Regions from separate parts of the Homo sapiens genome. Here region 1 is linked to region 2. A link is a contact called in ENCODE Hi-C or POLR2A ChIA-PET data. All regions are on one chromosome and are shown on one strand. Each heading gives the region's core, a stretch centred on a gene start or an enhancer-like site at or near the end of the contact. The rest is flanking DNA. Distances are from core to core; before and after follow the strand shown. Region 1 has its middle 42 kb from the start of SMPD3. Region 2 overlaps SMPD3 (sphingomyelin phosphodiesterase 3).

Evidence for each region. Hi-C counts contacts between places; a loop is a spot of excess contacts on that map. ChIA-PET counts read pairs that join two places held with the same protein, here RNA polymerase II (POLR2A). Pooled maps may share reads with other maps.
Region 1: a loop to region 2 is called in a pooled map, with 2.4 times the contacts of the local background. The contact joins two enhancer-like sites. A Hi-C loop is called at or near these places in 6 of 168 maps with a recorded cell type or tissue (HL-60/S4, dorsolateral prefrontal cortex, heart right ventricle and 1 more), 4 of 37 single-sample maps with no recorded cell type and 10 of 50 pooled maps. POLR2A ChIA-PET finds 5 or more read pairs at or near these places in 4 of 52 experiments (Caco-2, OCI-LY7, Panc1 and 1 more).

Annotation. Positions count from the first base shown.
Region 1 is chr16:68,487,324-68,493,507 of GRCh38, forward strand. No RefSeq gene overlaps it. Among named protein-coding and RNA genes, the nearest start is that of SMPD3, 42 kb to the left of the region's middle. Within about 2 kb of position 3,873, at least 5 of the 41 ENCODE cell types and tissues checked have a DNase peak (open chromatin) inside an H3K27ac peak, as active enhancers do.
Region 2 is chr16:68,366,279-68,372,305 of GRCh38, forward strand. SMPD3 (sphingomyelin phosphodiesterase 3) reads right to left here. Exons shown (of 9, transcript NM_018667.4): 3 at 4,581-6,027. The coding sequence starts at 5,903. Among named protein-coding and RNA genes, the nearest start is that of PRMT7, 58 kb to the left of the region's middle. RefSeq lists enhancers at 711-1,264, 1,265-1,817, 2,244-2,443, 3,408-3,597. Within about 2 kb of position 3,438, at least 2 of the 41 ENCODE cell types and tissues checked have a DNase peak (open chromatin) inside an H3K27ac peak, as active enhancers do.

The DNA.
Region 1 (6,184 bases), core at 2,623-5,122, 120 kb after region 2:
CAGGCTGTGGCAGTCAATGAGCCTCTGAGCAAGCCTCCCTCCGGTACGGTATTCATCTGCCCTCCACAAGGCATCTAGTACAGGGCTCTGCATGCAGCAGCTACCTTAAACACACTGAAATGCAAAAAGAAAACAGACTTTATTTTAGATCCTTTGCAATGGAGGATGCCGAGAGCCTTAGCAACTTTCCTAAGCTAAAATCTGTGGGCTTCAAAGTGAGTTTCTAGGACTTCACTTTGGGGTGCCACCTTGAGAAATTTTAAGGCAATGTGACATTAGGGGGCCCATCCCCCAAAAAGGTGCCAAGAGGTACCTTCTAGAAGAGGCTGAAATTTGAGGAGCCCTTTGGTGGGAAACAAGTTACTAACCCAGCTGGGAAGAGATCTGAGAACAACCAGCTCACGGCTGGCTCTGCTCAAGGATGAACAAGGCAAAGAGCCCCCGTGGGTGTCACCTGGGTTTTGAAAGAAGTGTTGCATAAATGATTGCCTGCCTGTGGCATCAGGAAATCATTTGACCATCAATCGACAGCACATCTACCTCCAGCCCAGGCCTATTCCCCTGGGACAGTGCCTCTGGCTCTTGGCTGCTCCTCCCCGCAAATACGCTGCTATGTGCAAAGACTTTTGGCCCTTGGTACACATGTGCCTCTAGCTACCAACATAGCAGCTTGCGGGGCATTATTTTGGGGCATTATTTCCTAGATTTGATCCCCAAAGACTGATTCCCCCTGGGCTTCCTATACTTGTCCTCTGCACTGTTCCCTGATTGATCTAGGCAGAGTAGGAGTTCTCACCCGCCTGTATGACCCAGCTCCCCCAAGAAAGACCAGCTCATCTAAGGCTGGAGCTGAACGGGAACGACAAGGCCATGGGGCTGGGTAGGGAAAGAGTCTCCCTTGCACAGTTATCAGGCCAGGGACCTGCTCAGGACCCCTGAACAGTGTCTCATGTGTGTAATGTCAGCACTTTGGGAGGCTGAGTGGGGATGATCAGGTCAGGAGTTCTAGACCAGCCTGGGCAACAAAACGAGACCCCATCTCTACAAAACTTCACAAAAGTAGGCGTGGTGGCACACGCCTACAGTCCCAGCTACTCAAGATGCTGAGGTGAGAGGATCGCTTGAGCTCAGGAGTTTGAGGCTGCAGTGAGCTATGATCACCCCACCGCACTGTAGCCTGGGCAACAGAACAAGATCCCGTCTCTAAAAACAAAAAAAAAAAAAACAGCTTTATTAAGATATAGTTGAAATATGTAAACAGCACATACTTAAAAAGTACAATCTGATGAATTTTAACATATGTATGCATACACCTGTGAAACTGCTACCACCGTCAAGATAATGAACACATCCATCAACTCTAGAAGTTTCCTCCTGTCCCTTTGTGATCTCTCCCTCCCATCTCCACCGTCTCCAGGCAACCACCCATCTGCTGCTCTCTGTTACTGTAGATGAGTTAGCATTTTCTGAATTTTAAATAAATGGAATTATCTACTATGTACTATTTTTGTTTGTTCTTTCATTCAGTGTAATTATTTTGAGATTCATCCTTGCTGTGTATGTTAATAGTTAATTTCTTCTCATTGCTAAGCAGTATTCCATTGTATAGATTATACCACAATTTGTTAACTCTTCACTTGTTGATGGATATTTGGGTTGATTCCAGTTTGGGGTCATTACAAATAAAGTTGCCATGAATGTTCATATGCAAGGGTCTGTGTGAATACATGCTTTTATTTCCCTTGGGTAAATACCTAGTAGTGAAGGCTGGGAGTGGTGGCTCATGCCTATAATCCCAGCACTTTGGGAGGCAGAGGTGGGAGGATCTCTTGAGGCCAGGAGTTCCAGACCAGCCTGGGCAACACAGTGAGACCACTTCTCTACAAAATATTTAAAAATTAGCTGTACATGGTGGCATGAGCCTGTAGTCCTAGCTGCTCAGGAGGCTGAGGCAGGAGGATTGCTTGAGCCCAGCAGTTCGAGGCTGTAGTAAGTTATGATTGTACCACTGCACTGTAGCCAGTAAGTTATGATTGTACCACTGCACTGTAGCCTGGACGGCAGAGCAAGACCCTGTCTCAGTCAGTCAATTAATCAATCATTCAGTATATAGGAGTGGAATGGCTGGGTCATGTAATAGATATGTTTAATGTTTTGTTGTTGTTGTTCTTTAGGCCAATACAGCAGAATAGAAATATTGAACTTTTTTTTTTTTTGAGACGGAGTCTCGCCCTGTCACCCAGGTTGAAGTGCAATGGCGCGATCTCGGCTCACTGCAATCTCCGCCTCCCAGGTTCAAGCGATTCTCCTGCCTCAGCCTCCTGAGTAGCTGAGATTGCACGCGTGTGCCACCGCGTCCGGGAAAATATTTAACTTTTAAAGAAACTGCTGAAGTACCTTCTAAAGCAGTCAATTTGCCATTCCCATCAGCACGTATGAGGCTTCCGCATAGCCTTTCTTGGCTGGCTACAAACTACTGCAGAAGCTTCAGAACTGAGTCTCCCATTGGGTTTACCTGGCTGGTGACTACAATCAAAGCCCTGAGGCCTGCACTCCCTGGGCCCCAGACAAAGAGGGAGGGGTGTCCTAGAAATACTTGCTGAAGACAGTGTCAGGAATCTGCATTCTCTAAGGAAGCTTCTTGGCCCCAGGACTGCCCCAGGGGTGGGAAATATTGAGCAGGACCCAAGGGGCCCTCTAGCTCAGCATTGGAAAAAAATCACTCTGCACCTGAAGAGGCCACAGTCCCATATTACAGCCCAACTCTCATGAAACTCACTTTTGCATAACTAAGTATCTGAGCTGGTGTCAGGGCCCCCAAAAGCAGTCATGGTCGCTGGCTCAGAGACCTGTTCCAGGGAGGTGGTCCCCCAGTAGACTGCCCAGGAAGGACCTGAAGAACTGAGGGCCCTAGAGTCCTGAGGACCCTCCTGGGTGGAAGGATACTGATCTAGGCCTATTCCCCACTGGAAGGAGCTATGGGGCAGCACCCAGGACTAGAGGACAACGTCCATGTACCTACCCATTACTGCTGGGGCCTGGCCTTTCCAGCTGGCCCTGCTTGTGGCTCAGGATCCCTGATGTTAGGAGGTGGTACAATCTTTAGGGTGTGAGCCCCTCCAGAGTCTGGGGTGTGCTATGCATTTATCCATCCATTCATTCATCAACATTTATCAATGTCTCCTAGGAGCCAGAGATGACTCAGGCAAGTTGGATCCAGTTGTGAAGCCTCCCGTTCCCTTCCAAGGGATCTAGACAGTATTTAACAGGAGGGGCACTTGTTAAATGCTGTCCAGGGTTTTTCTTTTTTCTTTTTCTTTCTTTTTTTTTTTTTAAAGAGACAGGGTCTTATGTTGCCCAGGCTGGTCTGGAACTCCTGGCCTCAAGCAATCCCCCTGCCTTGCACTCCCAAAGGGCTGGGATTATAGGTGTGAGCCACCATCTATGCCAGCCAAGGTTTGTGTTTTAGAAAGATCCCTGGCAGGCAATATGGAGAGTGATTTAGAGCCCAGGGAGCTTATTAGGAGGAGGTGAGGGAGGGTCTACCTGGGCAGTGTGTCAGGAAGACAGGGAAGGACAGATGTGGGGTGAGGGCAGAGGACAGTCAGCACATCGGTGCTGCCAACCCTTTCCTCTCATGGCTTCAGCAATGCTGCTCTCACCGGTTCCCACCACACACTGTGTGCGTAAATAGATGGAGGGGTGGTGGGAGGGATGGGGGATGGGTGTTTGGGCTCAGGGGCGAATCTTGGACCGAGCACTGTGAGGTGACGGTGGGGCCAAGGCTTGCATCTCCCCACCCACCTGTCCACTGCCATTGTGGAGCAGCCAGTGTGGAACAGCCAGGTGCGGGTGGGGACTGCAGGTGTCCTCCCCAGTCCAGCAGGAAACCACTGACTCATGTCTGACAGCTCTCAGCCTGGATGGGCTCCCGGAGGCTGTTAGTCACCTGTGAAACAAGGGCACGTGATCCCTTCTTGCCCTGAATTCCTCAGGCTGTGGACTCCCTGGGACCACAAGTTTGAACTTCTAGGAAAGAAGGGACTCAGGTTTTTTTGGAGACCCCCATCCTCAGGGGCAGGAGGGGAGGGGAGAGGAAACCCGAGCCTGGTGAGGAGGTTAAAAGTTTGAACTTGATCCCTGCCAAGGAGGAGTTGGGTCTCAGCTGTGATCACTGAGCCTTTGCATCCTGTAACCTTTTTCTGGTTACGCATGGCAAGTACAGCACTGGCCAGGCACGTTTCTGTCGTTTACACTGATCCACAGAAGCCTCTGTCCACAGACGACCTCAAAATGGCATTCACCGTAAGCAGAATTCACCTTCAAAACGCTACGTGAGTCCAGGGGGGCAGCGAAGAAGAGGCCGAAGGAGCAGTGGGGCAGGGGTCGCGGGTCTCTGTGGTGTGGAGGGGGCAGCGCCGGGAATGTGCGGGGAAGCCTGGAGGCCTGGGTCCCAAGCCCCTGTGCCAATTGCTGGGGGCCCATGAGACTCACTCCACCTTGCTGAGCTGATTCTGGACCCTGATCACAAGGGACTGCAAATCCGTGTTCTCGTGCCTTCAATCTGGGCCTGCCAGGGTTGAGACACGGCACAGACCCTCTGAGTTGGCTTTGGGAAGATAGATGGAAGCCATTCCCTCTTGCTTCTCCGGTGCAGGCTGCAACTCGTCAGCCAGTTGATACCAAGTGTTTACAGTGCATGAATCTCGACCCGAGATCTACAACAGGCCAGCTGGGAGAATTTCATTTGATTGTGAGGAATGTGATTATTTGGCCATTGGCTCCTGGCCTGTGAGCCACTCATGAGTCTTTTGAACCACCCGGGGTTTCAGTCTCAGTGTTTCCAAAAGCTGGGAGGGCACTTAGACACGTCCACCGAAACCTTTATTTGATATATGAAATGGAGATCCCGAGGGGAGGAACAGCCACCGAGGCCCTGGCTAGAAGTGGTCAAGCTTGTCCGCATGGGCTCCGAGGGCTCCCAGGGACCGCAACGCTTCAGCCTTCTAGGCCACACTGCAGGGTACACCCAGTGGTCGCTGCCCTGGTCACTGCCACCGCCTTGGCCTGTTCCTTGCCCTGTGGCACCACCAGTGGGGCCCTCCTCCCCTTGCCCATAAAATTCCTGAAAGAAGAGAGCCTGCCCGGTCAGGCCTGGTGGATGGACAAGGCCTTCATGTTAGCCAGGCTCCCACAGCAGTAGCAGCCACAGGGTTGGGGTGGGGGGAACTGTGCAGGTGCAGGAGTCCAGGCTCAGATAACAAAGGTGGGGAGTCCAAGGCCAGAGTGGAGGCAGAGGCCTTGGCTGTGCCCCAGTGCCAGGAGATAAGGTTTGTGAGGAGCTGGGCTGTGCCTGGCACAGGGTGGGGAGCTGTGGGTGCAGCTGCTATTCTCAGTCCAGGGCACTCCCCTGGGGCTTTGACAGTGAAGACTGGAGCCAGGCACTGAATGGGGGGGCAGCCTGAGGAATCTGGGGTGGAGGCTCAGCGAGGAGGTGTTTGGCCACAGGCCAGAGGGTCAGGCTGGGGATCCCTGAACCTGGAGTACAGAGTCCTGCCAGCAACCCAGGTGGAGCCAGTGGGGTGCCCCTCATACCTCCTGCAGCCCTGCTGGGAGGTCCCCCGGGATGGCTGCCACCTGCCTCAGGGGCAGAGGATGTGGGGGGAACTGGGTGGGGTGTGCCCTGAGGAGGGAGGCTGTGATCTTTGTGTGTATTTGTGCAGCAAACACTCCCCCAGACCCCCTGGCACCACCTGGGAGTTGCAGATGGGGGGTGCACGGCCCGGGGGTGGTGTGGCCCTTCCCTGAGGCTCAGTCACTCCCTCAAAGATCCTCTGGGCTTTCCTCTGTGTCCTCCAGGTGCTACCTGGGCCCTGTATGGAGGGCTGCATGCCCCTACAGAGCCATGGAAAGTGGCCAGACAGATGGACCCTCAGCCCCCAGGCCTCCGCTGGCCCACAGCGGAGGGAGGGTGTCCTGGGGTTCCAGTGTGTCAGGGAAAGGAGCAGATTGAATGAGCCACTGCCCCTGGCCTTCTTGATGGCCACCAAGCACTTCCAGCATCAAACCTGGGTGAAGCTGGGGCCTCACTGGGGTACCGCTCAGGGCTGTGGTCAATGTCAGACACAGGACAGTGGGGGAAGGGTGAGAAACCTGAGTGTGGCCCTCTCTGGATGGTGGGGTG
Region 2 (6,027 bases), core at 2,188-4,687:
CGGTCAGGCTGGTATTATCTCCTCCATCTGGACGTCCTCAGCAGCAGGTGCCCCTGGCTTTCTACAGCTCTTCATCCCCTTCCCAGCCCTAATGCACAGCCTTCCTTCCCCAGCACCTGGGGGTACGAACGTCTGGCTGTTCAGCCCCACAGGTTCACCATTCACTTCTTGCCCACAGACAGACCCAAACCTTAGCCTAACAGCATCCCCGCCCCCCGAATGGCTCTGTGAGATCACGCAGCATTGATGGTTCTGCTGCAAAAACAAAACACTGATGAAGCCGCCATGCTCAAAAGGCCACATGAGGCTGAGCACGGTGGCTCACGCCTGTAATCCCAGTACTTTGGGAGGCCGAGGCAAGTGGATCACCTGAGTTCAGGAGTTCGAGACCAGCCTGGCCAACATGATGAAACCCCATCTCGACTAAGAATACAAAAATTAGCCGGGTGTGCTGGGCACAGTGGCTCACACCTGTAATCCCAGCATTTTGGGAGGTTGAGGCAGGCAGATCACAAGGTCAGGAGTTTGAGACCAGCCTGACCAACATGGTGAAACGCTGTCTCTACTAAAAATACAAAAATTAGCCGGGCGTGGTGGTATGTGCCTGTAATCCCAGCTATTCAGGAGGGTGAGGCAGGAGAATCGCTTGAACCTTGGAGGCGGAGGTCACAGTGAGCCAAGATCATGCCACTGCACTCCAGCCTAGGCAACAGAGTGAGACTCTGTCTCAAAAAAAAAAAAAAAAATTAGCTGGGTGTGCATGCCTGTAACCCCAGCTATTCAGGAGGCTGAGGCAGGAGAATCCCTTGGACCTGGGGGGCGGAGGTTGCAGTGAGCCAAGATCGCCCCATTGCACCACTCTGGCCTGGGCGACAGAATGAGACTGTCTCAAAATAAATAAAAGACCACACGGGGGCGCCGTCTTCAGGCAACAACTGCTCCTCCTCCATGAGGATCATCTCAGGCCCAGTGGGCTCGTGCTGGGGTGGGGTGGCGACGCATGGACATTACTTTTCTGGGTCCTTACAACGGCTCAGGCACATGATAAAGTGATGCTGCTTTTACCGTTGAACACACTGAGGCCAGAAGTTGAGTTGTGGGCCGGGGTCACAGGCTCACATGGTCTAAGAGGCAGCTTCCAGTCGGATCTGTTTGTCGTGCGCTGCTGTGCGCTGCTCTGCGCTGCTTTCTGAGGGGCTGGTGTCTTTGCGGTTTCTCCCCGGCCGCCTGTTTGTTGGTCTTAAGGCGTCAGCCTCTCACTCATCCAACACTTGGTGTCACCTGCCCCGCGCTGTGTCCCGGACAGGGTTGGACACTCGCAGGGAGGCCTCAGACTGGGCCCTGCACGACAAGAACCCACTGGCCGGAGGAGTGACGAGGTCCTGCTCCCTCCCGCCCCGCTTCTCCCTCCTCATCTGCCGTGTGATCTCACCAAGATCCACTTGATTATTTGCTGGGCCTCATTGATTCCTGGCTCGTGGCCTTGGGAGCCGCAGAGCCTTGTGTTTCTCTTGCAAAAACAAGCAATCACACGAAAGGCTGTGCCTTTGAGTCCTGGCGGGCAAAGACTGTCAACGGAAGAGGTGTCCAGAATAAGGCTCTATTGTAGGTGAGGAAAAAGGGATTCCAGTCCCTTCCTTCACAGAGCCACATTTCCCTGAAGGCTCTGAAGTCCCATACGGGAAACCATGAGGGCCTTCCGGGAAGGAGGGGACCGCTGATTTCTGCAGCGAGTCCCTCCAGCGTCCCGGCCCCTCTCCGGCTGGGCCTGTCCCCAAGGCAGCCCCACGTACTTCACTTCTCCGCGCTGGGATCCGCGTGTGCTGGGCACACCACAGCTCTGCTGTCCTGGTGCTCTGTCTGATGGACAGACAAGACCCTGGGCACGAGGGCAGAGGAGCCCATGAAGGGAAGAGAGGATTGTGTGGCTGGCCGCTGAGGGAGCTCCATGAGGTGGTGTGGCCACACCCAGTGTGGGACCAAGACAAGCAGGGGCCAGGGGTACAGGAGCCCCTCATCGGGGTTGTGGCTGGGGCAGAGCTGGAGCTAAGGGTGGCGGGGGCAGGGGGGCGGGAGGTGGTACAAGGTGACGTTCAGACTTCCTGAGGCAGTGGAGGGCATAAGAGGAGTCACACCTGGCCTCAGACGAGGAGGGTGGCTGAAACCACAGCAGGGCTGATGCAGAGGAGGGGGCCTGGGCCAAGGGAGCTGGAGATGTGGGGTGCACCCAGGGCCATCTGGAAAGTGAGCTAGGGGCCTGGAATGGATGGGTCGGGCACAGGACAGAGCAGCCAAGGTGGTCCTTCTGGCTTCAGGATGGCAGAACACAGAAGAGGAGCAGCCCGGGGCAGAGGCTGAGTCTGGTTTGCGAGTGAATGGGGATGTGTCCTGGAGGCAGCCAGATGTAGGGCTGGGGGGAGAGGTCTGGGCCAGGACAAAGCAGAGGGGCCTCAGAAAGGGCAGAAATGGAAGCTGCAGAGTCTCACTCCCAGGCAGGTGTCATGATGGTTGCTGGGAAACCCCACTGCGGGGCAGCCAACCACGGCTCCAGCTCACTGCAGCCGCGTGGGGTACGGAATGTGGCAGGCCTGGGGCTGCTGAGAGAACCTGCAAACCGGGTTTTCTGTGAAATATCTTGATTTTAACATATTGGTCAAGGCTGGGTATGGTGGCTCACGCCTGTAATTCCAGCACTTTGGGAGGCCGAGGTGGGCAGATCACCTGAGGTCGGGAGTTTGAGATCACCCTGACCAACACGGTGAAACTCCGTCTCTACTAAAAATAAAAAATTAGCCAGGCGTGGTGGTGCATGTCTGTAATCCCAGCTACTTGGGAGGCCATGGCAGGAGAATTGCTTGAACCCGGGAGGCAGAGGTTGTGGTGAGCCGAGATCGTGCCACTGCACTCCAGCCTGGACAACAAGAGTGAAACTCCGTCTCAAAAAAAAAAAAAAAAAATTGGTCAATACAAAAAATTTTTGAATGTCATAGATCAGGTTACAGTTTGAGACCCAGGAGGTAGAGGAAGATGAAAAGAACTTTCAGGACAGAACCTGGGAGGAGGGGCTGTCCCAGGCAGACACTGTTGAGCTCAGTGGGAACAGTGAGGGTGCCCCACAGAGGAGGGAGGTGGGGACAGGATGTGTGGATTGATCTGTGCAGAAGTGGGCTGGGGTAGGGGGCGGGGGAGGGCCCGGCCTCTGAGCCACCTGTAGTAGGGTGGGAGTGAGGGGTGGGAGTAAGGGGCACATCCTCCCACCCTGGACCTGGCAACACATCCCCTTCCTCCCCAGAAAGTCACTCTAGCTGTCGAGACAAAAATATATCCAGGGAACAGAACACCAACGGACCATATGCCAAAATGGGAAGGTTGGATCTATCTGTCAGGAGTTGCTTCAATTTCAGCATCCCTTGCTGTGAATGAAGAGCAGAGGACCCAAACTCTGGGCCTGGCAGAGCCACACAAGAGCCATGGACGAACCAGAAGTGGGGGCCAGGGCCCTTGCTGCCTGCCCTGGCTCCCATAGGGCTTGAAGACAAGCTCTGCCACTCATGGCAGGCGCCAGGTTGCGCACCAGTGTTTCCCTGGGCAGGCGGAGTGTGGTTGCTTCTGAAGGCGAACTGGGAAGTGAGGAAACCTGCCCTAGGCAGGCCTCTGAACCGCAGCCCTCCCTGCAAAGCCACCACTTTTTCATGTCTCACCCTAAAGGGACAGAACCCACATCTGAAACAGCTGCTGCCTCTCAGGGCAGAAAGCCCTGTGCTGCATCCACTGGCCAAATGACACTTCAGAAAACCGTGGAAGCACCATGAGCGGCTTTTGGATAGAGAACAAAAGTCGACACTCTGAGCATCTCAGGCGCAGTAGAAGATAATGTGTAATGACCAAATTACCACAGCCTAAAAACTCCTCCAATCGAATCCAAATTAGCAGAAATAATTATGATTCACTTTAATTAGTGACTATGGAAGCGAAACCATGGCTGGTGGGCAGACAGCCTGGCAGGGCAGCTGCACGACAGCCAGGAGGGAGGGGTGTCCAGGCCAGGGAAGCTAGTGGCCTCAGTGAGCCAGGCGGTGTCACGGCCTGGAGACCTGAGGGTCCCGTCTGCTTGCCTGATGCGCTTGGTCTGGGCTGGTCTCTCTGCCTCGTTATGAACCGACAGGGCCCCTACCTCCTGTTCTTCCTCACTTTATCACTGCCACCATCTCCACGGCTACCACCGCCACTCTTGCGCCAGCTCGGAACCCTTCCCAGGCCTTACTGCTCTGTTCCACTCCCACCCTCTCTCCACTTTACAGTTGGGGAAATGGTGGCTCAGAGATCTGAGGAACGGGCCCAGATCACCCAGATGGGTCTGTCTGAGCCCAGAGCCTCGGTGCTCATCCCTGCATTGGTCTTGACCCTGTCCCCGAGCCAGGGCCCTGCTGTTTGGCTCCAGGAAAGACCGCGTCTGCCTCCCACTCCAACCTCCCACTCCAGCCCCCATGACGATGAGGACTCCCCGCTGCAGCCCCCCTGCCTACATGGCTCTAGGACCAGCTGGCACGTGGTCCTCAGGCTGGGCCGAGGTCTCCTACCTTGAGAAACAGAGCTCCCTTAGAGGCCAGGGCATCGTCGTTACACTTGTTGGGGTAACAGTGATAGGCCACGTCCATGATGGGGTAGCGGCTGGCAAAGAGGAGGCCGCTGTTGAGACACTTGAAGCTGCAGCAGCCCTGGCAGCCGTAGACCCCGACGTCGTACAGGATGTACTCGAAGTAGCCGTGCAGCTGCTCTTTCAATTTGGTGGCTGCTCGCTTGTCAAACACCTCCTGCAGGCACAGGAAGTCCAGGTTGGCGGGGAAGAAGGCGGAGACCTCATGGTCGAAGGCCTCGTCGGGGTGCCGCCTCCTGCGTGCAGCCGCCTTCTTCACCACCGAGGCCTTGTACAGGAGCTTGCTGTTGGCACCTGGCTCCCCGCTGGCACTGGTGTCTGGCCCAGCTCGCCCCTTCACCAGGGACTCCCGGGAGGCCGAGGGGCTGCCCAGGCTCCCTGAATCCCCGTCCTGCTGATTATGGTTGGGCGTCTGGCCCCTTGGGCCCCCGCCAGCTCCGTTCCTGGCCTGGCCCCCAGGCACAGGGTCGTCAGCTTCAGGTGGCCGGCCGCCCTCCTCGCCACCGATGCGCACGATGCAGGCATCCTCCGGGCTGCTGCTGTCGACAGGGTCCCCAGAGGCTGGGCCGTTGGCAGCCTCGTCACCGGGGTGCCGCCCACCGTCACCCTTGTACTCCACAGAGGCTGTCCTCTTAATGCTCCCGGGGACGGCCCGGGCCACCCCATCGCCGCCCTGTGGTGACACCAGGCTGCTGAAGCTAGCGGCGCTGATGGAGGTATTGGTGGGGGAGTCGATGTAAATTTTGATCTGGGGCCGGGCGGCCCCATTGCGGATTCTCTGCCCGATCTCCTTGGCCCGCGCTTGGGTGTTAAAAAGGTTGTTGACCCTGGCGAGTGAGTCGGGCAGGAGGCAGACGTTGGCAGTGGCAAAGCAGAAGCTTTTGCCAGGCCCCGTGCCCTTCCATTCACTGAGCAGGGCTGCCCCACCGGCCAGGCCCTTGTCTTCCAGCCGTGAATAGATGTAGGGCCGGCGGGCCGACTGCAGTGGGGACCAGAAGAGAAAGCCGAGAAACGCAAAGGGCAGCGAGGCCACCAGGAGGGCCAGGTAGATGGGCGTGAAGAGGGCAGTGCAGAGCAGCTGCAGGCAGCACGGGTCGTCTGCCCGCTGGCGCTTCTCGTAGGTGGTGGGTATGAAGGAGGCAGCGAGCCGGTCCACCAGCCAGTAGCATGGAAAGATAAGGGCCCAGGACACACAGTGCAGGGCGGACAGACAGCTGTTAGGAAAGGGGGTCGTGTACAAAACCATCGCAGCTCACTGGGCGCCGCAGCCGGCCCTACTACATGGTGTCCGTGGCAGCTGCGGGCACTTTCCTGGGCGAGGGTGGGCGAGTTGGGGGCAGCTGGAGGAGGGGTCACCTCCTGGCGAGATG